Regions from separate parts of the Homo sapiens genome. Here region 2 is linked to region 1. The links are chromatin loops, found by intact Hi-C in ENCODE. Cell type or tissue: GM12878. All regions are shown on one strand. Links, peaks and the distances in the headings refer to the core of each region. The heading gives the core; the rest is flanking DNA. Region 1 overlaps AOPEP (aminopeptidase O (putative)). Region 2 overlaps FANCC (FA complementation group C).

The links. A loop is a pair of places that touch in the nucleus more often than their neighbours do. Peaks named below come from ENCODE experiments on the same cell type or tissue, not always from the same donor. Only the 100,000 strongest peaks of a DNase experiment are listed, where the experiment ranks them.
Region 2: a loop joins it to region 1, with 6 times the contacts of the local background. A loop is called at or near these places in 3 of 110 quality-filtered maps.

Annotation. Positions count from the first base shown.
Region 1 is chr9:94,774,087-94,790,459 of GRCh38, reverse strand. All of the region lies in intron 3 of AOPEP (aminopeptidase O (putative)), which reads right to left. Among named protein-coding and RNA genes, the nearest start is that of MIR2278, 28 kb to the left of the region's middle. In GM12878, for the core only: a CTCF peak has its summit at 7,231 (motif pointing left); a DNase peak (open chromatin) is centred at 7,185.
Region 2 is chr9:95,260,473-95,276,845 of GRCh38, reverse strand. All of the region lies in intron 1 of FANCC (FA complementation group C), which reads left to right. Among named protein-coding and RNA genes, the nearest start is that of FANCC, 49 kb to the left of the region's middle. RefSeq lists a silencer at 7,825-8,119. In GM12878, for the core only: a CTCF peak has its summit at 7,888; a DNase peak (open chromatin) is centred at 9,996; H3K4me3 peaks cover 282 bases.

The sequences.
Region 1 (16,373 bases), core at 3,412-11,411:
GGCCGGGAGTGGTGGCTGTAATTCCAGCACTTTGGGAGGCAGAGGCAGGCGGATCACTTGAGGTCAGGAGTTCGAGACCAGCCTGGGCAATATGGTGAAACCCCATCTCTACTAAAAACACAAAAATTAGCCAGGTGTGATGGCACGTGCCTGTAATCCCAGCTACTCGGGAGGCTGAGGCAGGAGAATAGCTTGAACCTGGGAGGCAGAGGTTGCAGTGAGCCGAGATCGCACAATTGCACTCCAGCCTGGGTGAGACTCGGTCTCCAACAAAAAGAACAAGTTGGCCGGGCGCGGTGGCTCACGCTTGTAATCCCAGCACTTTGGGAGGCCGAGGCGGGCGGATCACGAGGTCAGGAGATCGAGACCATCCTGGCTAACACGGTGAAACCCCGTCTCTACTAAAAATACAAAAAAAATTAGCCGGGCGTGATGGTGGGCGCCTGTAGTCCCAGCTACTCGGGAGGCTGAAGCAGGAGAATGGCGTGAACCCGGGAGGCGGAGCTTGCAGTGAGCCGAGATTGCGCCACTGCACTCCCGCCTGGGCCACAGAGCGAGACTCCGTCTAAAAAAAAAAAAGAACAAGTTGAAGGCATACTCCTCCTTAAAGGGACAATCAAATCCAGAGACACTGAAGCCAATCCAGTGACAGCTTCTACTGGGCATGAAGCAAAACCACAGCCTCAAAGAGAATCACTGCTCTGATTCCAAGCCAGTAGAAGGAGGTAGGGACAGTCACAGACGTCTTGATGAAAGAATGACATGGATATGACATGATGGGCTATAGGGACTCCACCTCTCCCATTTTTCTGTCTTTCCGTAACTACCTACATTACCTGGAACCCAATGTCTCCCATGACTGCTCCATAAAAACTTTCATTTTCTACTGGAAACATAATGAGAGCTGAAGCAGGCAGAAAGGAGCGTGCAGATGGAAGAAGAAGCAAGAAGTTATGGGTAAGGAACTAAATCTTTTGAAAGCCTCTGGTTTAAAAAAAAAATCCTAAAAAAAACACATTTTCTTAATCAAAGGGCTGTGGTCTGTCATTCCTTCTCTGAAGTACATTTTAGAGTTTACCAAGAACCATTAGAATTTCCTTTTTAAAAATTCAGACCCTTGGCAGCTCAGTAAATAAGCAGCAATGGTGAGGCTTTCAGGTAAAAAGAGAGGTTTAACTGTATGAGGCCGAGGCCACCTTTGCTTCCTCCCCAGACTCTATTCAGGAACAGTAAAAGAACTTCTTTTCTAAAGACATGAACCAACAAGGAGAGAGAGAATAAAGCAGGAGACAATTCCTGCAGAATACTGGAAGCTAGAATGCAGATGGCAGAGTGGCAAATGACACAGCAGACCTGAATCCAGACCTGAATCCTAAGTTGGCAGTAGGGAAAGATAAGACCCACCTCATTTTACCCCTTAGAAGCTCCAAAAGGCTCTAGGGTAGAGGAAATGCTAAACTAAGCAGGCCCAGCTGCACATCTAAGAAGTGGTCAGATCCACAGATGGTCTCCCCAGCCCTGCACACCTGGGCTATTTGCCCATCCCACACATATCCCAACAAATAACTGGAAGTTTATTTTCTAGAAAGACTAAAGGGAGGGCCTCTGAACTGGCAGCTGTGGTGCTGGAGGAGAAATGGCACAGTTGAAGGCAAGTGAATGGAATTAGATGAATACATGCACATAGGATGCTGAGGCCACCAGCCATCCTCCCTTATTTGGTTCCAGAAGGCTGACAGCCAGGCTTTCACTGTCTAGGCAAGAGACTGAAAGAAGGGGATTAGCTTAAGAAATCAGTCTATGGTGAAGCTGATGGTTGACAAGCCCTCCAAATGTATTCACAGCTTCCAATTCATATTTCAGTCCCCTGCTCCTGAATGCTTGCATGCAAGCTTCCAGCCATCCCTAGAAAGCCTCTATTAGAAAATCAAGATCCAAAAGGACAAGCAAATGGGAAAAAAAAAAAACAAAGCATAAGACAATTATTAATTCCAACCAAGAAAAAAATTAACATGTACAGAAATAATAAGTCACAGTTTTGCTACAAGGCTTAGCTCTTAATAACACACAAAAATATAATGATATAAATGAAGGCCGGATGTGGTGTGATCCTAGCACTTTGGGAGGCCTAGGTAAAAGGATCACATGAGACCAATAGTTCAAGACCAGCCTGGGCAACACAGGGGGATCCCATCTCTACAAAAAAAAATTTTTTTTTATTAGCCAGGTGCATTGGTGGTGCCTGCCTGTGATCCCACGTACTTGGGAGGCTGAGGTAGGAGGATCACTTGGGCCCAGGAGGTCAGGCTGCAGTAGAGCTGTGATCACACCACTACACTCCAGCCTGGGCGACAGAGGAAGACCCTATGTCAAAAATAATAATAATATAAATGAAGAATACTGATCTAATCAACATTATGATATTAATTACATTGAGAAGACAGGATTTTAGGAAGGGGGCTTGTGTATGATGGAGTTTGGGGAGGGAGGAGGACAGCTAAATTACTTACCTGCCATAGTGGGAAGAACAACCCTGAACAATAAAGCATCTTACTGAAGGACATGCAGGTAAATATCAAGTAATCAGCCGAAAGAGGTAAAAGTGGTTACTTCTAAAAAGCAGGAAAAATGGAGGAAGAGAGATTACAAAGGACTGCTGCTTGGGAAAACGGGTATAATAAACCCATCAGAATTACTTGACTCTTTAAATATTGCATATTTAATGTAAAATAATTGAACTAATCAATTAATTAAAAGGTAATCTTAACAGAAAAAGAATAACACGTCTGGTACCAAGGTACTATTAAAATGATGAAATATAACTCAGAAGAAAGAAGCAATTTAGAGATAAGGAGCAGGCACTAGCCTATTAAGAAATCCTTTTAAGAATGAAGCACTACGCACAACAGGCTTTCTCCCTACATTTGCGTTGAATTTTTGACCTGATTTTCTTGCTGCCTGTCTGGTTCTTGTACCATCCACGTAGTCCATGGGCAAGATGATACTTGTGGAAACAGCAGAAACTGAAACTTACTTCCAAGAGAAAACACTGCTAATGGAGTAGAGGTATTTGTTAGATCCCTGCACAAGGTCAATAGAAATCCACGTAGAGCGCCCAATCCCATCACAACCCAGCACCTTCATCAGCATGTCTGCACTCTCAAGGTGACATGGGGAAGACACCGGAAGTCACAGCAGGATGTGGCAGGGGAGAGAAATGGAGATTAGCAATTAAAAAGTCAGAAACCGTAAATGACCCAGAGTTTGAGAGTGAGATAGCAATAGTGGTAACAGAACCTGAGGTGAGTCCAATAAAAATATGTTAAAACTGTCATTGTTTCCTCACAGTCTTCTCTGAAGTTCAATAATGGAAATAAAATAATTGGTTTTTAAATATCACACAAATTCATACTTTAAGTGCTCAAGATGATTTCCTCCTATACAGCGCGCAAGTTTTTTTTTATTTTCTTAGATTCCTAAAGTTCCTCTACTTAGTAGAGCTCATTTGGAATCAACTGTTTCAGACTTCAAGCTTTTAAAAGCAAAAAGGTTTCTTGGCTACCAAGTGACAGTCAAATCGGGGCAGATCAATTGGCTGGGCCAAATAAGAACCAGCCAGAAACCCAATTCCTTGTCAAACTCTTCTCAGAAGCTTCTCACTAGAGTCTGGCCCTGGGCTTCTTGCCTGGATCCTGGTTGAATGCTGGAGCCAGCGCTGAGATCATGGAGCGCTGCTAGTGCTCTGGAGAAGATTTTCATTAGTTCCCTGCTATGAGGATGTTTCTAGTATCCTCATTTGATAGAAAAGTCTCTTTTGAGTTGTCTCTTCATGGATTATTCCAATGAGCCCAATCTTACATGAAGACTGCCCACTGCCACAGGGAACAACACCTAACCTTATCTTCCAATCAGCCTACAAAAATTGCAAAGAATAAGGTGGAAATACTGCCCCAGAAAGCAGAGCATGCATTCCCAAAACAAAGATAAATAATTTCAGGATTGTCTATTGTTTGGAATAAGCCTACCTTGCAAGAGAATTAATGAGAGTTTATTGCTTTTGGATATGTCCATTCATTGAGTTCCACCTCTGGAATCTGACAGCTAGGGTTCAATTCCCTGCTCTGCATTTACCAGTTTGGGCACATCACTTAATTTCTCTAATGCATCAGTTTCCTCATGTATAACAAGAGAATTATCATAGTATCTTGCTGTGAGGATTAAGTTAGGATTAAATTAGATAATCTATAGAGTGATCACTAGGCATAATAATTGGCACAAAGTAAGTGTTCAAGAAACATTAGGTGCTGTCATCATCTGTTGTTGTTGTAGTCTTCATCTGCAAGCTCTCATCTTTACAGCTGTCTACCCTTGATGCTCACTCAGGCTAATTTTCTGAAGGCAAAGGCAAAGAATGCTGAAGGTATGGCTGCCACATGTGTACTGAAAACCGCGACCTGATGAGGCCCACATATGGAGTTCAAGGTTGAATGGCATTAAAACACAGTCCACACAAAGCGATCCATTTAAAGGAGAATGACAGCCTAAAGGGGGCATCCTGTATGACTTCATATAGAATGGGCCATTTGGAGACTATTTAAATGGTGTTTACTTTAAATGAGCCATCCTTGATGAAACAGACAGTGAATGCCTTCATTTTCCTTTTGATTCAATCCACTTGCACTAGACTCCCTTTGCTACACCAGCTGCAAAACAAAGAGAACACACTGTACTTGAATTAACCCAGAGTTTTTCCTCTGCAGAGGCCAGAAACCCCTCACACCACTGGATGATTTCACAGCCAGGTCGGGATTCATTAGCAAGACTAACAGAGAGGGTTGGTAGGAAGGGATGCAGAGGAAACAGCACTCCTTAACTTCAGGCACAAGCCGCCACCCAGCTTGCCCTTCTTTCTGGGCAGATTCTGTAAAGCTGGACTTCTGACCTCCTCAGAAAGAGACCAGAGTTCTCTAACGCCCCTACATCACTTTCTCCTATTGGACTGTATTTAGGGGGAAAAACTCTCATACTTCAGTTGTCTCACTAGTAAGATACATGTATCGTATGACGTATTGACAATAACAGCTGTTACAAGACCCAAATAGACATTTTCATCTCCACAACAGGACTGAAATTTTCCTTAGATGACTGTGCTTTTTGCAGCTATAACAGAACTTGAAATGGATCAATTTTCAAATCACAAGAGGCAGTTTAAAATTTAGTTTTTGGGCCGGGCGCAGTGGCTCACGCCTATAATCCCAGCACTTTGGGAGGCCGAGGCGGGTGGATCACCTGAGATCGGGAGTTTGAGACCAGCCTGGCCAACATAGCGGAAACCTCATCTCTACTAAAACTACAAAATTAGCCGGGCATAGTGGCACATGCCTGTAATCCCAGCTACTCAGGAGGCTGAGGCTGGAGAATCACTTGAACCCCGGGAGGCGGAGTTTGCAGTGTGCTGAGATCGTGCCATTGCACTTCAGCCTGGGCAACAAGAGCTAAACTCCGTCTCAAAATAAAATAAAATAAAATAAAATATAGTTCTGGGCCAGGCACAGTGACTCACGCCGGTAATCCCAGCACTTTGGGAGGCCAAGGCGAGAGGATCACCTGAGGTCCAGAGTTCAAGACCAGCCTGGCCAACATGGGTGAAACCCTGACTCTACTAAAAATACAAAAATTAGCCAGGCGTGGTGGTGGGCACCTGTAATCCTAGCTACTCAGGAGGCTGAAGCAGGAGAATCACTTGAACCCAAGAGGCAGAGGTTGCAGTGGGCCAAGATTGCACCACTGTACTCCAGCCTGGGCGACAGAGTGAAACTCCATCTCCAAAATAAAAATAAAAATAAATAAAATTTAATTTTGAAAATAAGTATCATAACTAAAGAGTGTTAAAACAGTTATCTTAATTATTTTTTCAATGACTTCTAAAAACTGTCCTGTGAATAGTTTTGAAGATTCTATTTTCCACAGGAGGAAGAATAATTCTCAGTGAAGAGGGAAAAAGGAAGAACATGAAGGAGTAGTCAGTTCATGAGAGGAGAGAGAACTTTTTATACTAAACCTGTGAGAAACTTAGCTGAGATAATCATTTTTCATAAAAAATTTTAAGAGAAGAAAAATCAAGATACGGTAGTCATTTTTACACATCAGTCATGCCTACCAATAGTAAATTAAATAAGAAATTTATGAAAAGTCAGTGTCCTATTAGTAGGTGAGTCTTGGATAAACTCACTTAATATAATTAAAAGCACAGCTATAACCACACACACATAACCACTCTGCTTGTGCAGAGGCTAAGTTAGATCATAGCTCTGCCAAGTTAAGCATCTCATGGAACTTCTCATATTAAAGAGTTATTGTTTTCACTGCAAATTAAAACAGGCACTTAAATTCTTCCTATGAAAACCATCCATTTTACTTTTTCAACCTCTCCACTATAGGTTAGACAAACAGCATGAAGCATTCGGAAATATCAAATTGATACGTGCTTTTATTTAACATATAATCTTTCTTTCCTCAATCCTTCAGTAGCCCCTGCTACTTTGCTACCTCAAAATTGTTTCTTTCTCTAACCACAATTCCTTATTTCAGCAATTCCTATCCAAACTATTATATATGTTATGATTACTTTGGAACATCTTTGTATCACAAATTAAAGATGCCTAACAATGTTTACAGGAATATGTATATTCAGAAACATGTACACTTATAAGTGTATACAGACATACTATAGAGAATGTATATATCATATATTTTAAATATATAATATACATACATCTGTACAATAAATATAATACATTCACGAAAAGGAGAGAGAGCTCCCCATTTTGGCTGCTCTTCCCCTCCTGGCCTCCTTCTCCACTGCTTGGGTCTTTCAGCAAACTAGCTTTCTGTCAGGACTTTGCAGATGCCGCGTCTACACCTTCCAGTTTTCTAAGTGAGTGCCACCCTCGTGAATACCCATAGCGTGACTGTCTCTTGTTAGTTCTTCTCCGCAGTTGCTCAAGGGTTGTAACTGGCACCAGAACAAACGAGACAGTAAGACGCCCTGGGCACCAGCATTGCCTAACCAGGGCAATGTGCCAGGTCAGGCCACCACTTTGCAAGCACTGATGCTACCCAGCAAGGCTTCGGTTTTCCTTGCCTGCAACATGGTACCGCCTCAGGCACAGGAGAGGCAAGAGAGAATGACCTTCAAGATCATTCTTGTGAACTAGGTAAAAGAGCGCCATCTGCTGAACACAAGCGCCTCTATAGGTTTTCCTTGTTGGCTAACGGGATACCTAAAGGAATATGCCCCACCAGGCTTGTTATTCAAGTCTCACCGGCCACTCTGACCTTCAATGCAGGTGACCCAGTTCCCCTTAAGCTGGATCAGCTAACTGGACACCAAATCATACTGCTCCAGGTGGTCACAGGTAAACTTGAGTGCTTTACTCACATGGAACATTCATGAATGTCAAGTCCAAGACAAAAATCCACAGCAATGAGAACTGGTATATACATGCCTGCCAGAATCATCAATGTCTGAAAGAAACCATGATGACTTTCACATATGTCGTGTACAGTAAGCGCAGTGCCAGGAGGGTAAGCAAGAACTAGTCAACAACAAATCACAAAACAAAAGAATTAACTGACACAGATTTAGAAATTACTGGCTCACCGGCATCTTTCTAATGGGAAAAGATTAATACGTTTACCCTTAAAAACATAGGAATGTATGTGTACTGGCGTGGAATAAAGTTTCCCTAGTTCTAGAAACAAGGAGCTTTCTCTACTTTGCATTCTTTCTTTGTGAGGAAAATACTTAATCATAACCATTCCTAAATGCCTCTTAATTTACCATTTCCTCATACGTAATTCCTGGTTGCATACTATGGGAGCAGTCTAAATAGTACTGCTCATTTGAAAAGTTGGCTTTCAGTTGCACACAGGAGGGTCTGGACTCTCAGATCTTGGCTTTTTCCTGGAATTTCCCACACAAAGTCAAAAGAAAGAGAATGTCAGAGAGCTAGTCTATTGGGCAGGCCAGAGAGTAGCATTTTGCCCAGAATGAAGTAATGTCTACAGTCTTACTTTTGCACTAAAAAATGAAATCAGATCCTATGCAAGGGCACATGTAGTTTTTAACACCTTTCACTTGTTCATATGCTTTTTCTCCTTCATCTGGAAGGAGCTTCCATTAGGCAGTCTTCTTCATTTACTTGAGGCTTCCCACAAAAAACAGAAGCAGAGTATTTTCTTTTTCTTTTTTTGTTTCTTTTTTTTTTGAGACGGAGTCTCACTCTGTCGCCCAGGCTGGAGTGCAGTGGCACGATCTTGGCTCACTGCAACCTCCGCCTCCCGGGTTCAAGCAATTCTCCTGCCTCAGCCCAAGTAGCTGGGATTACACGCGCCTGCCACCACGCCCGGCTAATTTTTTTTGTATTTTTAGTAGAGACGGCATTTCACTGTGTTAGGCAGGATGGTCTCGATCTCCTGACCTCGTGATCCGCCCGCCTCGGCCTCCCAAAGTGCTGGGATTACAGGTGTGAGCCATGGCACCCAGCCCTCAGAGTATTTTATTTTTCTAGGAAGCAGGGATATACTAAATTAGACTCTATAAAAATAAAACTTTCACGCCTATAATCCCAGCACTTTGGGAGGCCAAGGCGGGCGGATCACAAGATCACGAGATAGAGACCATCCTGGCTAACACGGTGAAACCCCGTCTCTGCTAAAAATACAAAAAATTAGCCAGGCGTGGTGGCGGGTGCCTGTAGTCCCAGCTACTCGGGAGGCTGAGGCAGGAGAATGGCGTAAACCTGGGAGGCAGAGCTTGCAGTGAGCGGAGATCGTGCCACTGCACTCCAGCCTGGGCGACAGAATGAGACTCTGTCTCAAAAAAATTAATTAATTAAAAAAAAAAAAAACTAAACAAAAAATTACTAGAAGAAAATAATAATGTACTAAACCAATTCTTTTTAAAATTTATTGAGGCTGGAAAAAAGGCATAAACTGTAATTAAGCAACAAAAGCAAAAGAAATGACCCTGAAGTCGATTTTGTTACTATCACTAGTAGTTTTAAATGTTTCTTCCATGAACATACTACTTCTGCCTGATTATAAAGAACACATTTATTCCACAAATGCATATTGGGCACTTATTCTATACAAGGCACTGTATTAGGCATTGGGTCTCTGCGCTCAATAGTTTAGCTATATTTTGGTAGAGAATATAGGCCAACAATAAGCCACAGGATAACATCTCTGTCTGCCCAAATCACATTATGCTGAGGAAGTTTAATAATAAAGGAGAATAATAAAAGAGCCAAGCAAGTTAATCTAAATCTATGGCCTTGTCTTAGCCTTCTTTAAAAAAAAAAAAAGAATAACAACTGCTCAGCTAATAGAATTCTTACAATGGTCATCACCCTACATCCAAACCATTACCCTTCATTTTAAAAACAGTTAGGAGAAATGATTTCCCTTATGAAGCAAGGACCCAGAGATCTGTCTTCTGATTTCTGTTCCCTGCCCAAGGGCTGCTGTCATTTCTGTTGCTGTTATCTGCTCCCAGGTGCCTTGCTTCTGTGGAAAAATCAGCTGGTGCCCGGGAAATGTGCTAATCAGGCCTATGTGTCACTGTGATGGAAACTGTGACTTGCTGGGTCGCGCTTTGCCAGTCATGTTTTCAAAGATAGCTCATCGTTTTAAAGGGCATTCTGCACAACAGAGTAGAGGTCCTATGAGACCAATCTGCCAATCGAGAAAACATGACTTAGAAAGGAAATAGCATCATCTTGTATCCACATCCCCTTTCTCTAAGGAGTGCAGATACATTTGTAGACATTATTCCATCCTCAGAACAGCCATTTTGGTTCTGGCAAACAGCTTTATTAGTACTGTTTCCTGATTGTCCTCTGATAAACCCTGTCTGTGGGAGGAATTGCAGTATTAAGCATAGAGTTCTTTTATCTTGTCTAGCTTAATTCTCCCTCAGCTTGAACTGGCAAAGATTGTTCTGTGATATCATATAAGGTGTAAGTGGTGTGAACGTAAGTAAATCTCAATAAGCATCTATTTTATTACTCTGTCCTCAACTGGAATTTGGGGAAAAAAAAAGGTCCACAGATATATTCCTGGGGTTATAAAAGTTTTTCATATTTAAAGTTAATTCTCAATTTTTTGATAATAATCTTCAAATAGATACACAACAACAGACAGACAGATGAATATGACAGAGGTCAGAAAACTTTTTTCTGTAAAAGACCAGGTAACAAATATTTTAGGCTTTGCAGGACCTTGTTGCCAATACTCAACTCTGCTGTTGTAACATGAAGGCAGTCAAAGACAATGGCCATGATCCAATAAAACTTTATTTACAAAAACAGGCAGTGGACTAGATTTAGCCAGCAGGCCATAGTTTTCTGACCCCTAAAATCATCCAGATGTGAGTACTGCCAAATGATTTCAGAGTTCCCATCTGTATTAGTGTATATGATTGCATGGGGACGTGTAGGACTGCGATAATTATCAAGAGATAATGAGAAAAGAACATAAGGATGATGCTTTTGGCTGAGTAAAGGCCAAACGATATCACAGCATGCTGTGTAAACAAAAGTTTACAGGGAGATGAAAGACAAGTGGTGGAGAACTGGATTATTTTGTGGCTCAGGGTAGAACAGGTGTTCAGTCTCAAAAGAAACTGCATGGAGCCGTCAGCACCATATTCATATTGTAAGGGGCAATTTCATCTCAGCAAAATATTAATATTTATATTCAATTTATATTTATATATTTATATCAATATAAAATTCAAATTATAAATTATAAATTTGAATTTTATTGATTTGCTAGTTTGATCTGCATTTCATTTATAATTTTATTTTGGCTTTACGGATGTGTAAGAGTTGTAAGAACACAGAGTTCATATCTAGTCTTAGATCTATAGTTTTTGAAATGTCATTCTAATATAAATAATTTAGGTCAACTGTGGTAAATCATGAGACCTTTCCCTCTAAAAAGAAGAATAATGCTCAAGTTTGGGAAACATTGTCAAACACAAGGCTTTACTGCAGGGCCAAACCATGAATGAGAAAATATGTAGGCTTGGTGAGGTGAGGGTGGGGAGAGCCACATGGCATCTTGGGAGGTGGAGTTATCACAAGCACACTGCTATAGGCAGAAATGTGAGTAGGCCACCTATCAGTGCCTATCTGAAATTGCAGTGTTTCATATACTCAATCAATTCAGCAAGTCAGGGAACCAAACAGAGACAACAGAGAAAAAGCCTATGTGAGTCTAGCAGAACCTGACTGGACAATTGCCAGCAAGACACTAGAGCCCAGATAAAGAAGCTGCGTGTATCTGCCAACCCCTTTAATCCAGTCAAGTTGACACCTAAAATTAACCACCGCACATATACAATAAATGTGTACTTTTTTTTTTTTTTAGACAGTATCATTCTGTCACCCACGCTGAAGTGCAGTGGTGTGATCTCAGCTCACTGCAACCTCTGCCTCCCTGGTTCAAGCAATTCTCTTGCCTCAGCCTCCTGAGTAAATGGGATTACAGCCGTGTACCACCACGCCCAGCTAATTTTTTTGTATTTTTGTAGAGACGGGGTTTCACTATGTTGCCCAGGCTGGTCTTGAACTCCTGGCCTCAAGTGATCCGCCCATCTTGGCCTCTCAAAGTGTTGGGATTACAGGTGTGAGCCACCACGCCTGGCCATAAATGTGTACATCTTAAATGTGTTGTTCAATGAGATTTCACAGATAAACACACTTACATAATCATTACCCCCATGAACATTTCCATTACCCCAGAAATTCCGCTGTACCCTTGCACTCATTTCTTCCTAACCCCATTCCAGCCAACCACTGATCTGGTTTCCATCAGTACAGACTGGTTTGACTTCTTCTCAAAATTCATATAAAAAGGGTCATTCAGTGTGACTCTATTTTACTCAGCATAATGTTTGTGAGATTCATCCATATTGTTGCAGGTGTCACTAGCTATTTTTTTTTTTTTTGATTTATCAGTAGTGGTCCATTGTGTGAATAAACCATAATTTGTTTATCCATCTACAGTTAGACTGTTTTTGGTCATTATGGAAAATGTGCTGTGAACAATCAGGTATTAATCGTTTTGTGGACGTAGGTTTTCATTTCTCTTGGGTAAATACTCAAGAGTAAAATTGCTAGATCGTGTAAATATATGTTTAAGTTTGTGAGTATCTGCCAAACTATTTCCAAAGTGGTTGCATTCTTTCATACTCTCACCAGCAATGTATGAGAGTTCTAGTTGTGGCTTATCCTTGGAAACACTTGGTATTTTCTGTCCTTTTAATTTTAGCCCTCTAACTAGGTGTAAAATACTATCTCATTATGGTTTTAATTTGCATTTCCCTGATGACGATGTTGAGCACCTTTTCATTTACTTTGCACATTCTTATATCTTCTTTTGAAAAGCATCTGTTCATGTCATTTGCTCATTTTCTTTCATGTGGGGTTTTTTATTGTTTTATTATTAGGTTATAAGAATACTTTATAGGCCAGGCACGGTGGCTCACACCTGTAATCCCAGCACTTTGGGAGGCCGAGGCAGGTGGATCACTGAAGGTCAGGAGTTCAAGACCAGCCTGGTAAACATGGTGAAACCCTGTCTCTACTAAGAATACAAAAATTAGCTGGGCATGGTGGTGCATGCCTGTAATCCCAGCTGCTCGGTGAGAGAATCGCTTGAGCCCGGGAAGCAGAGGTTGCAGTGAGCTGAGATCGCGCCACTGTACTCCAGCCTGGACAATAGAATGAGACACTGTCTCAAAAAAAAAAAAAAAAAAAAAAAAAAGATTATATAATTCTAGGTACAAGCCTTTTGCCAGATATATGTATTACAAATACATCCGGTATATGTGGCTTGCCTTTTCATTTTTATTTACACTTCGTCCTACTGATTTTCCATAGTGACATTTTTGTTCCTAATTTCAGCAGTAGAGATTTACATTATGTTATTTTAACATTAGTTTTCTTTTTTTTTTTTTTGAGATGGAGTCTCGCTCTGTCGCCCAGACTGGAGTGCAGTGGCACGATCTCAGCTCACTGCAAGCTCCGCCTCCCGGGTTCACGCCATTCTCCTGCCTCAGCCTCCGGAGTAGCTGGGACTACGGGCACCCACCACCACGCCCGGCTAATTTTTTGTATTTTTAGTAGAGACTGGGTTTCACCGTGTTAGCCAGGATGGTCTCAATCTCCTGACCTCATGATCCGTCCCTCGGCCTCCCGAAGTGCTGGGATTACAGGCGTGAGCCACCCCGCCCAGCCTTAACATTAGTTTTCTGTCAATCATTCAAATGAATGTCAATCATTCATTTTAAAAAATTTTCCTTCAAGAATGTTATACTTCAGTTAATAGGGCTGCTACAAATAAAAATATTAAAAAAAAGAATGTTATACCTAGCCAAGGATTGTTCATAAGTGAATACAACAAAAAGCCAATCTAAATATGGGAGGGCTCAGAAAATGTACCATTCATCCAGTCTTCTAAAAAAAAAAAAAAAATGAAGCTATTTCCCAGCCAACTTAAGAGCTCAAGAATGAAGAAAGTCTAAATACTTATTATGAAATCATTTGAAACTGAATGAAAATACAATAATAGTAATTCCTAGAAAATACATAATACAAAAAGTTATAGAGAAAATGTGAGTCCCAAATCCCAAGTTTTATTAAGTAAAACTGGAGAATATGGGTGCGGAAGGATAATGGAGTAAATACCCATCCAATTCCTTATTTGATATGAATTCCAGAGATATTGGTTAACTAAATTGTAAAACATCCATTTATAGGATACTCATAGCCATAACATAATGAGGAAAGGTCGGGCGCAGTGGCTCATGCCTGTAATCTTAGCACTTTGGGAGGCCGAGGCGAGTGGACTGCCTTAGCTCAGGAGTTCGAGCCCAGCCTGGGCAACACAGTGAAACCCCATCTCTACTAAAATACAAAACATTAGCCAGGCATGGCGGCGTGCGCCTGTAGTCCCAGCTACTCGGGAGGCTGAGGCAGGAGAAATGCTTGAACCCGGAAAGCAGAGGTTGCAGTGAGCCGAGATCACGCCACTGCACTCCAGCCTGGTGACAGAGCAAGACTCCGTCTCCAAAAAACAAATAATAATAATAAATAAATAATGAGGATACTCTTTACGCTCTGTTACAAAATATCTATAAAATAAATTTATTCTAAAAGGGAAAGCACAATACAAAAATGTGTCTAGCATGCTACAATTTGTACAACAAAAGAGAAAAAACATATTATTCAAGAGAAATTGGTAACCTTGGTTGCCTGGGGAAGTGTTACTGGATGTCTGGGAAATAGAGGTAAGAAAAACACGTTATTGCACATAATGCTTTGTCCTTTGTTCTTCTATAAATGAACCACGTAAATGTTACTTATTTTTAAATATAAAAATTTTATTTTATTTATTTATTTATTTATTTTTGAGATGGAGTCTCACTCTGTCACCCAGGCTGGAGTGCAGTGGCGTGATCTCGGCTCACTGCAAGCCCCGGATTCACACCATTCTCCCGCCTCAGCCTCCCGAGTAGCTGGGATTACAGGCGCCCGCCACCACGCCTGACTAATTTTTTGTTTGTTTGTTTATATTTTTAGTAGAGATGGGGTTTCACCGTGTTAGCCAGAATGGTCTCGATCTCCTGATATCATGATCCGCCCACCTGGGCCTCCAAAAGTGCTGGGATTACAGGCGTGAGCCACTGTCCCAGCCTAAATGTGTTGTTTTTAAGAATCAAGTAAGGCTGGGCGCAGTGGCTCACACCTGTAATTGCAGCACTTTGGGAGGCTTAGGCGGGCAGATCACGAGGTCAAGAGATCAAGACCATCCTGGCCAACATGGTGAAACCCTGTCTCTACTAAAAATACAAAAATTAGTTGGGCATGGTGGTGTATGCCTGTAGTCCCAGCTACTGGGGAGGCCGAGACAGAATCGCCTGAACCCGGGAGGCAGAGGTTGCAGTGAGCAGAGATCGCGCCATTGCACTCCAGCCTGGCGACAGAGCAAGACTCTGTCTCAAAAAAAAAAAAAAATCAAGTAAATACTCATCGGTGACTTCAGTACATACGTTAATCTAGCTTATGATAAAGACATCACAAAATTTAAAAATTCAATAAATGATCCTGAAGCAACTGGTTTTCTATTTGAAAAAAAAAGACAATGTTTAGTCCTCATTTCACAACCTGATGAGAATAAATTACAGACTGATTAAAGAGTTATAAAAATTAAACTATAAAAATATCAGAACAAAATGAATCTTAGAGAAATCTAATAAATTTAACTTCATAAAAAGACACATCATATAAAATTAAAAGATATACCAAAAGCTGGGAGCAATGCTTTTCATAAATATAAGAAATTAATATCTTTTTTTAAAGAGCCAATAAAATTGAAAAATAAGACAAATGGCAAAAATCTAGGTCTTCAGTATAAAAAATGGGCAAAGGAAATAAACAGAAAATGAAAATGGTTAAGAAACATATAAGGACATGTGAAACTCACTAATCATCAAAGTAATCCAATTAAAGAGAGACCTGCTGCTGCCTATCAGATGAGCAAAGTTCCAGGTGACAAGGACCCTCATAACTACAGATGAATGTATAAATTGGCACAGCCTTTCTGGAAAACATTATGGGATATGTACCAACAACCTTAAACATGTTCCAACTTTTGACTCAGTAATTCTAATTTTATATAAAATGTCTCCCCTGGAATTTAATGCAACTTTATTTATAACAGGAAAAAAACTGAAATAATCAAAATATTTAATATAGAAATGTTAAATTCTGATATATTCAGATAAAAAATATTGTGCCAATGTTAAAATCATATTAAAAATATTTAACGACCTGTAAATTGTTCAAGATACACTATAAGTGAAAAAGGCAGAATAAACACCATCATATGCTATCACAATTTGAGGATGATAACTGCACAAAACATATAGATTTTAAATACTGAAAGGAAATGTAACAAAATCTTAGCGATAATTTTCTCTATAATTTTTTTAATTTATTTTTAGTTTTCTGTATATTTTAAAGTTTCTATAATAAATATGTGGAAGGAGATGCCCTTTTTTTTTTTTTTTTTTTTTTGAGATGGAGTCTCACTCTGTCGCCCAGGCTGGAGTGCAGTGGCGCCATCTCAGCTCACTGCAAGCTCCATCTCCCAGGTTCACGCCATTCTCCTGCCTCAGCCTCCCGAGTAGCTGGGACGACAGGCAACCGCCCCCACGCCCGGCTAATTTTTTGTATTTTTAGTAGAGACGAGATTTCACCGTGTTAGCCAGGATGGTCTCAAAGGAGATGCCATATTTTAAA
Region 2 (16,373 bases), core at 3,505-11,504, 490 kb before region 1:
TTCTCTGGGCAAACGGGAAAAGGGTTAACTGTAGTCAACCTACTGTACAATAGAATACAAGAACTCTTTCCTCCTGTCTAACTGTAACTTTGTACTGGTTGATGAACCGATAATTATGCTTTTTAAGCTCGTGGAAAATGTTTCAGATCTTTAACCACAGTTAGTAGGCAAAAGTACTCATACTCTTTCTTTGATTTTTGTTGTTGTCGTTCTTGAGATCCTACTCAAATCAATGTGGTGAAGCCTTCTGAGTATTGCCAGACCAGATATAATTCTTGGGGTATGACAAGGAATGAGTAGTAGCACCTTATGAAGCCTTAGGTTAGGTATACATAGAAATAATCATGCTGTTACTTGAGATTGCCCTGCCCCTAAATAAGTGGTCTTGAAGATGTGGTAGGCAAGGGACAGAGAAAGACCAAGCTCCCTGTGACCAGAAAAGGATTATCTGTTATTTAGAGGAAAGGGTTAGAGAAAAGCTGGCCCATTGAATTAATGCAAGAAACCAGAGGTACTGTTAGGATATTCTGCAGACTAAGTCAGGGTGAAAACATATTTAAGAACAAATTCAGCAACTGAGAAACTTCATGTCTTGAATGTGAGAGGCAATCTCCCATATGAAACTGTTAGTTGACGTTGAAAATTCATTCATCCTGGTGGTTGGGTTAGGAGGAGACCCAAGAAGAGCTTTTGTATTTAGTTTCCTGGTGGTTGGAGAGTTCAAACACTAGACTTGGAAGCAGATAATACCTCATAGTACAAGGAACAGGAACTTTTCTCACTGTCTGGAAAAACCAAGCATCTGGCTGTCTGATTTTAGTGAAATTGTAATTCAGGGGGAACTGATTAATTTTATTAGACAGGGTGTGAGTCCTGTGGCTCCTGCCAGGTGTAACTGAGATCCACTCTTGCCTTCTCTCTCTGCTCCTGCTATTTATGATCCTTATGCTCAGAGTGTGTAGAGTAGGTTTGCATTCTTTTTTTTCTTTTTAGAGACTGAGGTCTTGTGAAGTTGCCCAGGCTGGATTTGAACTCCTGGGCTCAGGCCATCCTTCTGCCTTAGCCTCCTGAGCAGCTGGGATTACAGGCATGCACCACCTAGCTAGGTTTGGGTTCTGTTTGGCTACACTTCCTCCTATTCCTGCCACCAAGGTTTGTAGTTGTCGTTGATTTTAATAGACTATTTTTTAGAGCAGTTTTAGGTTCACAGCAAAATTGAGCAGAAAGTACAGAGATTTCCTCTATACCCCATGCCCCCACATGCATAACATCCCCCTACTGTCAACATCCCCCACCAGAGTGGTACATTTGTTAAAATTGATGAACATGCATTGATACATCATTATCACCTGAAGTCCATAGTTAACATTAGAGTTTACTCTTGGTGTTGTACATTCTATGGGTTTGGACAGATATACATGTGTCCGCTATTATAGTATCATACAGAATAGTTTTATGGCCCTACAAATCCTCCGTGTTCTACCTATTCACTCTTCCCTCTCCCCTGCCCGAGTGGAATTTCTGTTTTTATTTTATTTTATTTTTTGTTTATTTATTTTTTTGAGATAGGTTCTTGCTCTGTTATCCAGGCAGGAGTGTGGTGGCACAATCATAGCTCACTGCAACATCTACCTCCTAGGCTCAGGTGATCCTCCTGCCACAGCCTCCTGAGTATCTGGGAGTACAGGTACACACAACCATGCCTGGCTAATTTATTTTTCTTTTTTTTTTTTTTTTGTAGAGACAGGGTCTTGGTATGTTGCCTAGGCTGGTGTCAAACTCCTGGGTTCAAGCAATCCTCCTGCCTCAGCCTTTGCAATCCCAAAGTGCTGGGATTACAAGCATGAGCCACCACGCCTGGCCTGTTTTTATTTTTAAAAATTACTTGAGGAACTGGTTCTAATTCCAGTCCTGTGCTGAACTTGTATCATACATAGTTCAGAGAATTCCTACCTATGTAGGGACTGCAGATATCCTCCCCTTATCCCTTTCCTCCTTTCCCTTCCCCAAATAATGGCAAGTCAGTGCCCATACTGTGTATCAGTCCATTTCATTTTTTGAGATTTCCTTGATGGTCTGCTAATTTGGAGACACTTCTGGACAAATGATAAATTTCTGGCAGTACAAGCCCAAAGTAGTAAGGTTTTGTTCTAGACACTGGAGCTAGAATGAAATTTAAAAATGGTTCCTTGCTTTTACACTGTTGGTGGGAGTGTAAATTAGTTCAACCATTGTGGAAGACAGTGTGGAAATTCCTGAAGGATCTAGAACCAGAAATACCATTTGACCCAGCAATCCCATTACTGGGTATATACCCAAAGGATTATAAATCATTCTACTATAAAGACACATGCAAATGTATGTTTATTGCAGCACTGTTCACAATAGCAAAGACTTGGAACCAACCCAAATGCCCATCCAATGATAGACTGGATAAAGAAAATGTGGCACATATACACCATGGAATACTATATAGCCATAAAAAAGGGTGAGTTCATGTCCTTTGCAGGGACATGGATAAAGCTGGAAACGATCATTCTCAGCAAACTAATACAGGAACAGAAAACCAAACACCACATGTTCTCACTCGTAAATGGGAGTTGAACAGTGAGAACACATGGACACAGGGAGGGGAACATCACACACCAGGGTCTGTCAGGGGGTGAGGGATTTGGGGAGGGACATCATTAGAAGAAATACCTAACGTAGATGACGGGTTGATCGGTGCAGCAAACCACCATGGCGTGTGTATACCTGTGTAACAAATCTGCACGTTCTGCACATGTATCTCAGAACTTAAAGTATAATAAAAAAATTAAAAAATGGTTCCTACTCTCTATTTACAAATTATGACCACTTCATCCAAAGATCACAAATTCTAAAGTGATACAATCTTTCTGGGTAGCCTTAACTAAAAGAGCTGTATCACTCTTGAGTTCCTCTATGCATATGCCAATCATTTCCTCTTTGCTACACCCTGTTTTGAAGTGTCTGCCCAGACAGTAGTACTCATCAACCACCAATCTTTGTGGGATGAGCAACTGACCCCGTAGAAAACTATCTAAAGGGTCTGTTGGCTGGATTGAGCCAATCACATCCTCTTCCCTGAGAATGGGGACCTTGAGATACTGAGCTGATTAGATAATGGTTAGTTCTTGGGCTGAAATTTCGTATAGAATTGTGACCACCTTCTGAACTACAGCATAAAAGACGTGCAAGCTGGGGGAACAAAAAAAGCCACAGACAGCAGAGACAGCAGAGGCAGCTAGTGTACAGAGAGATGTGCTTGAACGGAGCAGAAATGTGGACACCCTGAGATGTGGCAGGAGCTTCTAGTTCCACTTCCTATTTGGACCAGCTAAACCTTTTCTTTCCTTGGGTGTTGTTCATGAGATCTTTGGTCATAGCCTTTTCATAACACCTCTTCCCCCATTTGACTTGTGCTAGTTGAGTGGATTTCTGTTCTAGAGCTGAAATGCAGTGCCAGCAGAATCTAGTGCAATAGAGTCTTATGTAATTAAAGTCCTAAAGACTCTTTGGGTTGTGAGACACACAAAAAGATAGAAAACCAAGGTTGATAATCAGTACAAAATAACTACATGTTGGGGTACCCTTCAGTCAGTCAATGTCTTCCTCACCGGTAGGCATTTAGTGACTCGTTCACCACCCTTCCCTCGTCGAGGCTAAAGAATGCCTACGTCATTTCATCTTTTCTCAAAAAAGAAAAACATTCTGCTGTTTTCTGCTTCTTTATTGATCACATTTGTCCTTAATTCCTTCATATAACCTCAGGTAGAATATTAGTCTAGGTGCCAGGGGATGTGGGTTCTGTTCTTGTTGGGGTTCTAACGGGATGGATGGTCTCTGTAAGGTTCTTCATCTCTCTGTACCCCTACCCCCACACCTTTGCCGGACAGTGAAGAGTTATGCTGATCACCGATTTCTAGCTGATAACTCCCACAAAACAAGGTGTGAATAAAGAGTGTGAAGAAATCAAGCTACTTCACAGGCATTTGCTATAGATGAAATAAATATGCCTATCCCTCACTTAATGATGTTAATTCTAAGAATCCTGCCAGTAAGTGAAAAGCTAGAAAATGAAAAATTACTTCTGTTAATTTTTTTGTTGTTGTTTTGGTTTTGTTTTTTGAGACAGAGTCTTACTCTGTTACCCAGGTTGGAGGGCAGTGGCGTGATCTCCCAGCTCACTGCAACCTCCACGTCTCGGGTTCAAGCAATTCTCGCCACAGCCTCCCGAGTAGCTGGGATTACAGACATATGACACCACGCCCAACTAATTTTTTCTATTTTTAGTAGTGACAGGGTTTCACTGTGTTGGCCAGGCTGGGCTCGAGTTCCTGGCCTCAAGTGATCCACCCGCTTGGCCTCTCAACTGCAGCCGGCTAACTTATGTTCATTTTAGTGGTAAAAGTTATGATGTGTTCCATCCCAACCTAAGATGTCCAAATACTTTCTACAAATAGAAAAATATATCATTGAGCAATGAAAACTTTTTATTAGTAAATAATCCAAAATTAAATAAATGTAATTGGTACATAAAATGTGTTAAAATGATGCTTTGTTGCCTCAATAAAAAAGAGGAGGCGGGGCCGGGCGCGGTGGCTTGTGACTGTAATCCCAGAACTTTGGGAGGCCAAGGCAGGCGAATCACGAGGTCAGGAGATCGAGACCATCCTGGCTAACATGGTGAAACCCTGTCTCTACTAAAAATACAAAAAAATTTAGCCAGGCGTGGTGGCGGGTGCCTGTAGTCCCAGCTACTTGGGAAGCTGAAGCAGGAGAATGGCGTGAACCCGGGAGGTTGAGCTTGCAGTGAGCCAGGATCGCGCCACTGCACTCCAGCCTGGGCGACAGAGCGAGACTCCATCTCAAAAAAAAAAAAAAAAAAAAAAAAAAAGAAGAGGCTTGATGGGATTGATGGAAGAGGGAAGGAGCCATACTTTGGAAGGTGGTTGGTGAGTCAGGTGATAAACTTTTAAGGCGTGCATTCAGCAGCAAAAGTGCTTAATAATATTTTTCATTGGGGATTTTGACAGTAGAAGAAACTCCTAATGTGGAAACCTTTGGTATATTGGTAGAAGGGAATCTTCAGATCAAAAAAAAAAGCAAGATGTAACTTTGCTTCCCTTTTTGTAATTTGCAATTCATACACCTCCTTGCAGGATGCGATATTAGTTTCCCGAAGCTGTTATAGCAAATTACTACAAACTTGTTGGATCAAGAGAACAGAATCATATCTTGTTGCAGTTCTGGAGGCCAAAAGTGTGAAAACTGACATGGCCACATTCCCTCTGGGGACACCTTCCTCTCACTTCTGGCGGCCAGCATGGCATTCCTGGGCTTGTGGCCGCATCCCTCCAATCTTTGCTTCTGTCTTCACTTTGCTGCCTCCTCTGTGTCTGTCTCCAACTTGCTCTGCCTCTGTCATAAGGTTGCATGTGGCCTACCCTACCCTGATATTCCAGGACAAGCTCCTTCTCTCAGGATCCTGAATGTTACCACTTTGTAGTAGTTGTTGTTGTACAAGGTAATAGTCATTCCTTTGCCATGTAAAGTAATATTCACAGGTCCCATGTGCTAGTGTGGGAATGAGGTGCCGACATTTGGGCTGCTAATTCTTTGTTGTGGGAGACTGTCCTGTGCTTGGTAGATGTTCAGCGGTGTACCTGGCCTCTGCCCACTGGGTGCCAGTGACATCCTTCTCCCAGCTGTGACAACCAAAAATGTCTTCAAACATTGTCAAGGGTCCCCTCTGGGGCACGACTGTCCTTGGTTGATGAGCACTGCTTTAACCTAATCAGAGCCCATTCTTATCCCACTCAAATATGCTGACTGGGAAGTTTCCAGTCTCGTTAAGAAGGGGGAGGGTGGAGAATGGATGCTGGAGAGGTGACTGCTCCTCTCCACTACACCTAACATTCTAGTGAAGTCCACAAATGGGCCAAATCGAGCAGGATTATGAAATTTTTGCTAGACCCCTGTTAGTGTATTCTAACATTGTGGCATTTTATATTAGTCAACTAAATCTCAATATTATGTTTTAAAAAAATCCAATGGACCTCTGAATCCCCAGGTTGGGTTTTTTCTACTTTACCTATGTTAAATATGTTAAATACCTAGGTTGCCCTTTATCTTAGAATTTGTCCATGTATCACCTCATTCTTTTTCAGCAGGTCCCTTTCTGGAGGTTTTCATACTCAGTTGGATTTATCCTCCCTGCGACTGCTGCCTGCTCCTTGCCTTGCCATGCGGCATTAGTAGAGTATGAACTGCACATTTAGCACAGCAGTTTATGCACTAGAGAATCAGGATTGGAATTTTTCTGAAGTATCTTATTTTTCTGTGAAATAATTGAAACAGAGTATAGACACATTTGCTGTTTTGAAGTTTTTATGATTTCCAAAGTAATAAATGTGCACTCTCACAGTTCTCGGGTGGCTGATCTCTGGAGTGCTTGCCGTTTCTCCGGGTGGTTGCTTTGTACAGGCTCCCCTCTCGTGTTGGCCTGCAAGTGCTCTCGCTGCGACGGGTCCCTGACCGGTACTGGATGAGAGGACTAGTACTGGTGCAGATGTTGGCATAAACAAAAGCTGCAGCTTTTTAATCATGACTAAGGCATGGGAGAGGCTGACATATAATTGTGGGGAAAAGCGAGAGAGATCAGATTGTTACTGTGTCTGTGTAGAAAGAAGTAGACATAGGAGACTCCATTTTGTTATGTACTAAGAAAAATTCTTCTGCCTTGAGATTCTGTTAATCTATAACCTTACCCCCAACCCCGTGCTCTCTGAAACATGTGCTGTGTCAACTCAGAGTGGAATGGATTAAGGGCGGTGCAGGATGTGCTTTGTTAAACAGATGCTTGAAGGCAGATGATCAATAAATACTAAGGGAACTCAGAGGCTGGCGGGATCCTCCATATGCTGAACGCTGGTTCCCCGGGTCCCCTTATTTCTTTCTCTATACTTTGTCTCTGTGTCTTTTTCTTTTCCAAATCTCTCGTCCCACCTTACGAGAAACACCCACAGGTGTGTAGGGGCAACCCACCCCTACAATAATGGTTCCCAGAGTGTCCCTCTCAGACCAATAAAACATAGCAAAACTACGTGATAACCAGGCTGGAATGTATGTGAATTGTTCGAGTGAGTCTGTGTCACTTGAACTGTACTGGGCAGTACCTAGGGGCTTCATGTAAGGCATGAAGGGCTCCAGAAAGAACCCGCTCTTTGCCTTCAGTTGTATTCTATATGTTTAATACACAGCACAGCAGAAGCAATCAGCTCTCCCCAATGTTACTTATCCCATAAATCATCTTTCCTTACACCTACGTATTTTCTTCTGTATTCAATTTTATTAATGGATCATCTGATCTCCAGCTTTGCTGGTTTAGAACCTCTGTGCTCATCTTAAGCTCCTCAAGGAGAAAAGGACTATTGTAATCATCTTTCAACGAGTTTGTAAAAACAATTCCCCCATCACAGCACTGTGCCTCATAGGGTTTAAAATTTGACCGAATGACTGACTTTACATACATCCTTCCCAGACCCTTTAGGACTACTGCTCCCCTAGAGGTTTTCTCTGCCCTTTGGAAAACAGGTAGGGGAAGAGGGATCTAGAAATGGCAGTATTCATTAAGATAGCCAAAGCTTGATAGGAAGAGACATTCATTTTACTGTGGTAATTAAAGTGAAAATGGGAGAATAAGAAGGCATGCTGCTTCTTTTTCAGGAGTCTTGGCAAGGGTTCTAGTTTTAAAAGAAAGAGACACAGCCAACTAGATTGAAATGATGTGGAGTTCATCCCTCCACAGTCATATTTTACTGAGCCATTTTTCAATAAATGGACTAAATTGTCCCTTGGAACTCAGTAGGTGGTGCTCTTGTGCTATAGCATAGCATCGGCTTTGGAGAGGTTCTGAGAGCACAGCGGCTGGTTCCAGGGCCTGTGTCCTGTCAGTCCCCTTTCATAGCTGCCAGGCACACACCTGGAGGGCATCACATGGCTGGTCTGGTGAGAGGCTTTCTGTCTTTGGAAATGAGGGGGTGAATTAAGGTCTTTACCTTCTCTAGCCTGTCTGAGCTCTGCTTTCCAGGGGAACCTAAATGAGAGGTTTTCTAACCTTTTAAAGAAAAAAAAAATGTGACTGTTTATCCAAACAATTACGATGTGTATTGTTACCAGTTTTCCAAGATTTTTTATATTGTTATTCATCTGTGATTCCTCAAATCAAAGTTCCTTTCCACATAACTCAGGGTATCATTCTTGTTTATGTTTTCCTTTATGTTAATGTTTGTTTCCTGTTTAAGCTTCAGAGAAGATGCAGCAGAAAGAAATAAATATGTAGTAGAGAAATTTGGAAGTGATGAAGGAATACAGGTGAAAGCCATCGAGTTCATGCAGCAGCTAGTAGTAACTTAGCTGACAACAGACCCTTTTGGCAGGAGCCCATTGCTTTACTCCTTTTGCTATATAATGAGTTCCTTGGTCCGAAGTTGGTTGTGATACCATGATGGTGAATAAGGAATCCAGTCAAGTCCACATTTGGTGATGCTGGAGAAGTGTGGTGGGCAAAGAAGATAAATTTAAATCCAGAGTGAGTTATCTATTACAAGGAGGACAAATCTGTTGCCTGAAGCATTTCAGGGTCTGCTTTTTCATCAAGTTTCTGTAGGGGTTGTATAAAACGAAAGTTACTTCACCTATATCCACCAACTGGTAGGGGAGAGGCAAAATGCTAGTGGGACTCACAGCCTGGATGTGCTGATCTGACCCATTCAGTCACCTGTGATGTCGAAAGGCTACCAGCCAGGTCCGAGTGAGGCCAGGCTGTGGGGCCAGCAGCTGGGCTCCTGAGCTGTGCTGCTGCAGATCCAGTGATGTGCAGTGTGTTTTGTCAAGACAGAGTGCTTCCTCTCCAGTCTACTGTCTAGTATCTTGTGCACTGAGTTTTTAGGTTTTAATGACCGTAGTCCTGATTTACATACTTTGCAGTTGATTTTTTTTTAGCCATCTTTTAATTCTGCCTTTTCAATTTATACTTTCTTATTTTTTAATTAGCTTTTTTAAAAAGCACCCTAAATATACTGATTTTTGTTGGTTTTAAAAATCACCTTAAATATATTTTGTTGGGATTATTTTAGTGTCTTAAGTATACTTTGTTAGGATTTTTTAGCATCTAAATATACCTATTTGTTGGACTGATTAACTTCATCTGAAGTGAATTTGTGATCTAATGTCTGATATTGTTAGTTGCATTTATTTCTTCATGTACTTTAGAACTTTGGTTAAATGACATGTTTTGAATGAGGTTTTAAAAACTTTTCACTCATTCAGTCATTTTTCGCCTCTTTCTCCCTCTCTGCACACTCTCCCCTGTGTAGCCTCATTCTGCTTGTCTCTGTCTGGCTTCCATGGAGCCTGGGTGCAGAACTAGCTTTCACAGTGGGGGCTTAGTTACCTGGGCATTCATGGCTGCTTCACGCAGTGCCTGGTCCTGCCTGACAGGTGTCCTCCATCCTCCCTAGACCGCCACTCCATAGGAGGCAAGGATGCTGCGAGCCTTCCTTCAGGCATGGAGGGGTAGGGCTCTAGTCAGCACCTTCCATCCCACCTTCCAGCAAGGGTGCTAGTTTCTCACTCTGTCGTTTGTGCCTCTGTTTAGCCCCCAACCCTTCTAAGACCCAAACCTACAGTTTCATTGCCTGTTTTTGGACCCTAGCATAGGAGGGGCTGGCTGCTCATGGTTTTGTCCTCGGGGTCTTGCCTCTTTGTGTTTCTGTCTCGTATCGATTTCATAGAAATGTTTATTTTGTGTGTGTGCTTGCCTGTATCCTTTTCCTTTTTTCTTTTTATGTTTCCCCTCTCATTGCTGTATGTTTGGAGTAAAGAGAATCCATCCAAAAGTGAATTTACCGTGCCATCTTAACTGGAAGTCACATGGGCAGAGAGTTTAAAGGAAAGAAAGATACTTGGTTTTACATAGTACTGAAAGCTAACCACAAGAACGCTTCCTATGTGAGCTCAGTGACCCATAGCATATAGTTACTTAAACTCCGTCTGAGGCTTGCAGGCCCCAAAAGATGAGTGGGATTAGGCAGGTGGGATTTATTAGGGTGCTATGGTTCTCTACAAAGGTTTCACCTTCTATTTTTCATTTTGGTGGTAATTTTTTAAAAATTCATAATTCCACACACCTAAATGCCTGCAATTCTAACTAAGTAATGTCTTAAAATTTCAGTGCCTGGAGTTGTGTTTGTATTGGTGCCAAGGAGCACTGCTTTAAATATAGGGAGATATTATAAAAGAACAGAGGTGAAAATGTAAATAACGTGTTTGAGCTAAGAGATTGCCGTTGCACAGTGGTTCTGAAGAGGAAAGTGATGCGTGAATTAAGCTGTCTCCCTGCATGTGTTAGTATTGGCCAGTCAACAGAACCTGCCTGTCGGTACCAAGCCCTACATGGTTAGTCCAAAGTGAGTTTCAATGACTGCATCATTGATCACGCTGAATTAATTTTGTCAATTTAAATTTTACTCATTTTGTAGATTTGTTGGTATTTAATTTGTATATTTTTTATATTGTGGTTGTGTAAGAGTTACAAGCATAAAGGTTTTACTGGTTTATGTTTGTTAATATTTAACTAATAAGAAGAATGACTTTAGATAATACTGGGAGCTCTCAACAGTTTTTAAGTTTGAGAACCATGGGTCAAATGGTAATTTAACTCTTGCTGTTGGTTGCAGCAAGCACCTTGCATTTGATTTTGATGTCTTTAGCTCACTCCTGCTCATGCTTCCTGACCTGCTTAGCTCAGGATCGTTTCTCTCTGGGGACTCTGACACCTCCATGCCGGGCTGGTGCCCCTTCCTCATGCTGCCTGCAGCCCCCTGTGTTTCCTTCTCTCCCAGCCCTTCCCACAGTGTAATCTGTGTATGGGTCCCAATTTCCTCATTAGCCATAAGTTGCTTGAGAGTGGGGAACACTGTCATCTTTTTATTTGCAGTGATTTTCAGAGCTCTTGTCATAAAATAGGCTCCTAATAAATGTATGGGTTTCCTTGTTTTTGTTTAGGTAGTAATAAATTACCTGTAGAATCAAGGAGAGAAAGAGGCAGAAATAACTTGGAGCCAAGTCACAAGGCAAGAAGAAGCTTCCTAATATTTTAATAACTAATGTGTTCCTCAGCTCACTTTCTAACTGGTCTAACCAAAACCCAAGTCTTACTGTCAGGTAAGTGAAGTGAGGACAAGAAACGCAAGGAAAGGAAGTAATGATTGTAATAGAATGCATGAGGGAAGGCTGGTATTTTTCAAGTCCGAATGATGGCTCCTTGGTGCTCTGATGGAGAACAAGGTCAGAGATTTCTGTCTTAGCAGCCTCGATGGCAAGCGCTGTGGTGAAGGGATGCTTTTATTTTGAAGCCAAGTCCAGAGAATAGCTCCTCTCCCCCCATTGCTGAGGTCTTGGGTGGGAGAATTGAGCCTAGTAAATCCCCAGAGTTATCTGCTAGATTCAGTTTCCTTAATTCTTTGCAAAGTCATCTGAAGAGTATATATACATACTCTGCACCTGGATTGAAGTTGCCTCCTCCAATTCCTTAGGCCCAGATTTTGTTTACAATTGAGGTTTGTTTGAAATTATCTGCAAATTTCAGGTCTGTGTTTTTGATTAGACTATCTCAGAGGTGGAACGCCACTGACTCAACAGAGAAATAGCCAGCTCCTCCTAGTGGAACTTTTCTTAAAACCTCATTGGTTTTAGGAGGAAAAATACCATTTGTTTCTTTCATAAGCACTTAATGGGAACAAGAATCTTTTATTGTGACTTTCAAAAAAAAAAAAAAAGCCACAAACACAGGGGTAAATTGACCAGTCTTACCCTGTGAAGTGAAGCAAAGAAACATTACATTTCAGCAAATTAAAAATAGTTATCAGGCTTTCATCAAGGAAGAGGAAGAATCTTGTCAACTTAAGTGGAATTGAACATAAATTTCTTAATTTTATATTTGATTATATTTTAGGGGGTTTTAAATATTTTCTGACAAGGTCATGGTGCCCCTAGTTGATGACATTGATTGATTGGAAGCTAAGTATTTGATTTGTCTTTTTTTTCTTTTTCCATAATTAGTGTGTTTTGTAGCATTCTCTCCATACATCTCCTGTTTGGTGCTTATTTCATGAGAGAAAGGACCTCATGCTGAGGGTAAATGGGAAAAAAGTGCACTTTATCAGGTCGCCTCCACTTTGAGAAGCTTATATGGTCCATATTTGGCATGAGTAGACTTAGCTCTCTGGGCTTAGAGATGTTTTAGACCAAAGGAAAGCATTCTTAGACTTTCTTGTCCCCCTGACAGGTACCATGTATAGCTACTTTTGTGTGGTTTAAAATGAGCTTTGTTTTAAATGTTAACAATCTTGGAGCTACAGGGGTTTCTATCAACATAAAATCAGTCAGAATTTTATCTGTTTTATTTTTCTTCTACAACAGCCTTGTTGCTTTTTTTATGTATTTATTTTCCATACATTTGTTCAGTACATATTTATCATGCTCCTACAATGTGCCAAGTATTGTGTGAGTTTGTGGGTTTCAAAATATGCTCAGCAAACTAGGTCCTGAGATGTGTCAGCTAGGATGTGTTTGATTGCAAGTAACAGGAAAGCCAAAGAATGGTGTTAAGGGATTAAGCAAAAAGAGCAGTTCCACATTTGGCTCCTTCATTGCCTCAACTATGCTGTGAGGACACGGGGCTGTGATTCTTCTTTGCTGTTTGCAGTATGTTGGCCAGTCCCCTCAGGTTTCCTTATCCCTGGGTCTCAAGGTGACTGTTACCGTTCTGAGTATCACACAAAGACTACTATGTCAGATATGGAAAAAAGTGAACTCATTTAAAACTGAGGAAAACTGAGAAACCTTTTGTTGAAGTTCAGTTCTCATGCCCTATATTTCCATAATATACCTGTTCCTACAGTTTGATAGGCGAGCAAAAGTAAATACCATGACTGGTCTGTACTAGCCATTCCCAAAATGTGGCTGAGGGCCCAGGGTCCCCGAGACCCTTTTAGGAGGTTCACAAGGGTAAAACTATTTTTATAATAATGCTAAGCTGCTATTTGCCTTTTCGACTCGCATTCGCTCACTAGTGTGCGGTGGCGTTGTCAAGAGGTTACATGATAGATGATGATGACCTCTCTCTGACAGCTAATGGAATGTGTGTTTGTATATTTTGTCTTTTTAATTGTTCTCAGTTTTAGTTTCTGGTGGTAAATATCTATCTATCTATCTATCTATCTATATCTATATATATATAGATATATATATATATACACATACATACACACACACACACATATATATATAAATAAAACTCTTTGGGGTCTTCAGTAACATTGAAGGATGTAAATGGGCCCTGAGAACAAAACATTTGAAATTACCTGCTCTGTGTGAATCAAGATTCACCCCTGGCACTGGCGGATATCCCAGTCTCCCTAAGACATATGGCCTTGAGATTCCTGGACAAAACTCTTAACAAAGAGGAAATGGAGAGCTTAGGGCTGCTGGGTGGGCAACTAGCAGTGTGTGCAGCCCTGTTCTGAGGGGGCCCTGAGGAGACAGCAGGGCAGGGATGCAGCATGTTCTCCAGGCCCCACCTCTGCTGGGCCAGCCAGGACTGGAGCCACTGTAGGTTTGTCATTTGTGTGTTGTTGGTTTTTTAATTGTGGTAAATATAAATAAGATTGTAACCATCTTAACCACTTTTACATGTAATTCAGTGGCATTGATTACATTAACATTGTTTAACCATTGCCGCCATCCATCCCCAGAACTTTCCCGTTATCCCAAACAGAAACTCTACCCATTAAGCAGTAACATTCCATTACTGTCTCCCCTCATGAATTAATTTGCCTCTGTGAATTTGACTATTGTAGGTACCTCATCTGTGTGGAATCAAAGAATATCTGTCCTTCCGCATTTTGTCTGATTTCACTTAGCATGGTGTTTTCAAGATTTATTCCTGTATGTATCAGAATTACATTCCTTTTTAAGGCTGAATGATATTCCAGTGTGTGCATATGCCACACTTCGTGTATCCTTTTCTCCACTGATGGATATTTGAGTTGTTCTCACTTTTGGCTGTTACGCTGCTATGAAATTGGGTGTACAAATATCTCTTTGAAACCCTGCTTTTAATTCTTTTGGGTATATACCTAGAAGTGGGATTGCTGGATCAATGGTAATTCTATGTTTAGTTTTTTCAGGAACCACCATACTGTTTTTCGTAGCAGCTGCGCCATTTTACATTCCTACCAGCAGTGCACGAGAGTTCTGGTTTCTCTGTGTCCTCATCAACACTTGTCGTTGTTTTCTTGATAGTAGCCGTTCTAAGTGAAGGGAGATGGTTTTCTGTTTGTTTTTAATGAATTAGGATGCATTGCCCCAGCCTGTCACCCAGCGTCTCCTCCCTCTTTGTTATCTTTCTTCAGACACTGCTCAAGTGTTTTAATGCTTTTACTTCCTTCTGCTCTCATGAATTGTGCTTGGTGAGCTCCATATTCTTGTAAGGTACATTTTCCATGAAGTTTTTGAATATATCCTTCTCCTAAAGGATAGAATTCACCAAAATGAGGAACCTTTAGTCCTGAGGTAATACTCTTTGTTGCCTGCTGTACTTTGAATCTGAGCCATGTTATCTCGGTGACTCAGACCATGAGCCCCTGTGGACAGTGGTGTATCTTTGTATCATGGCTATTTGAGTTCATAAAATAGTACTTAACAAGCAACCAAACTCTTGAGCAATTTATATGTGTGAGAAGAAGGGCAATGGCAGTGGTCCTAAGCTGATGCCATTGTGAACTGGTTCCTTTTCAGTATCTTGGATGTTTGCATGGCCCCATGGCTGGTTTCCCTTGGTACTTTATCCCAGCCCCTCACCTCTTCCTGCTTCTGAAGGATCCGCTCCCACCTGGCAGGAAACAGGGACAGGATCAAGCATGTGTGGGTCCTTCACTGGACACTGCCTTCTGTTCCAGCGTCTGCATCTCTCTGCTCATACGACTTTGCTTTAGTCCCCTCTGCATAGGAATTTCTGAAGGTCTTTATTTAATTTCTTTATTTTCTCCTGGAAATACTTACTGAGGGATCTAACAGCTTCTGTTGTTTTTAGTCTGCATACGTGGAGAAGGTGAAATCATGGTTTGTTTTGATTCCTTAGGGACTGGGTAAATGCACTAAAAGATACATTATGCAAGAAATGGAAAAAGTGGATTTCCTTCTGATTTTTCATGCCAATTGCTTTTGCTGCATTAGTATATGCTGTGCGTGTATGCACAAAATACTTGTTAACATCCTGAGTTTTCAGGAAATATGTTATAAAACATTTACCTTTTTTATTTCTTAAAAATGCTAAACAGTATTTCTCTAAGAGCTAGTAATGAAATGAATTTAGGTACATACACTAGGCAGAATCATAAGAAAGTCAAGGACTTACATTTGGAGCAAGATAAAGGATTTTGGTATTGAGCAAAAAATATAGTCAGCTGTCAATTGTCTAATAGGTTTGTAGATTACCTGCGATAAAAAAGTAGTACATCTGTGAAAAAAGTTGAAATTACCATAAATCTGAAGAATCAGCCCCATTTTTCAAGGCATGCATTTTTTGGAGCTGCACGGAAGCCACCTTATATGTCTGCTTCGGGTGACACTGTCTTATTCCTCCGTGAATAATGAATTGAACGTCTCTCCCTCTTTGTGACAAAGCCCTCTGGGGCAAAGCAGTAGCCGTACAGGTAAGATAGGGGGTCCAGACAGCAGGTTTTGGATTTTCCCCTCCTTAGAGCCAGGACTGGAAAAATGGAGTCATTATTTGAGGACTGGAAGGAAAAGGAGGGAGCAAGTGCTAGGACTGTTATCTCTGCCCATCCTGGTGGGTGGTTTTAATATTTCCAGACAGAGAACTCAGTTAAAAAAACAAACAAACAGAAAATACATACTATTTCAACAATTTGCAAAATTTTGTTGTATTCATCAAGTACTGTCCATCTTTATTCACATTTATAAACTATAATACTTTTTCCTTTTTTCTTTGCCTGTGGGGTGATGTCTTTATGGTAAATGTGTATCTGGAAGTTTTTTTTTTTTTTTTATATTTTAAGTTCTGAGATACATGTGCAGAATGTGCAGGTTTGTTAGCCAGGTATACACGTGCCATGGTGGTTTCCTGCACCCATCAACCTGTCATCTACATTAGGTATTTCTGCTAATGGTATCCCTTTCCTAGTCCCCCAACCCCCTGACAGGCCCCGGTGTGTGATGTTCCCCTCCCTGGGTCCATGTGTTCGCATTGTTCGACTCCCACT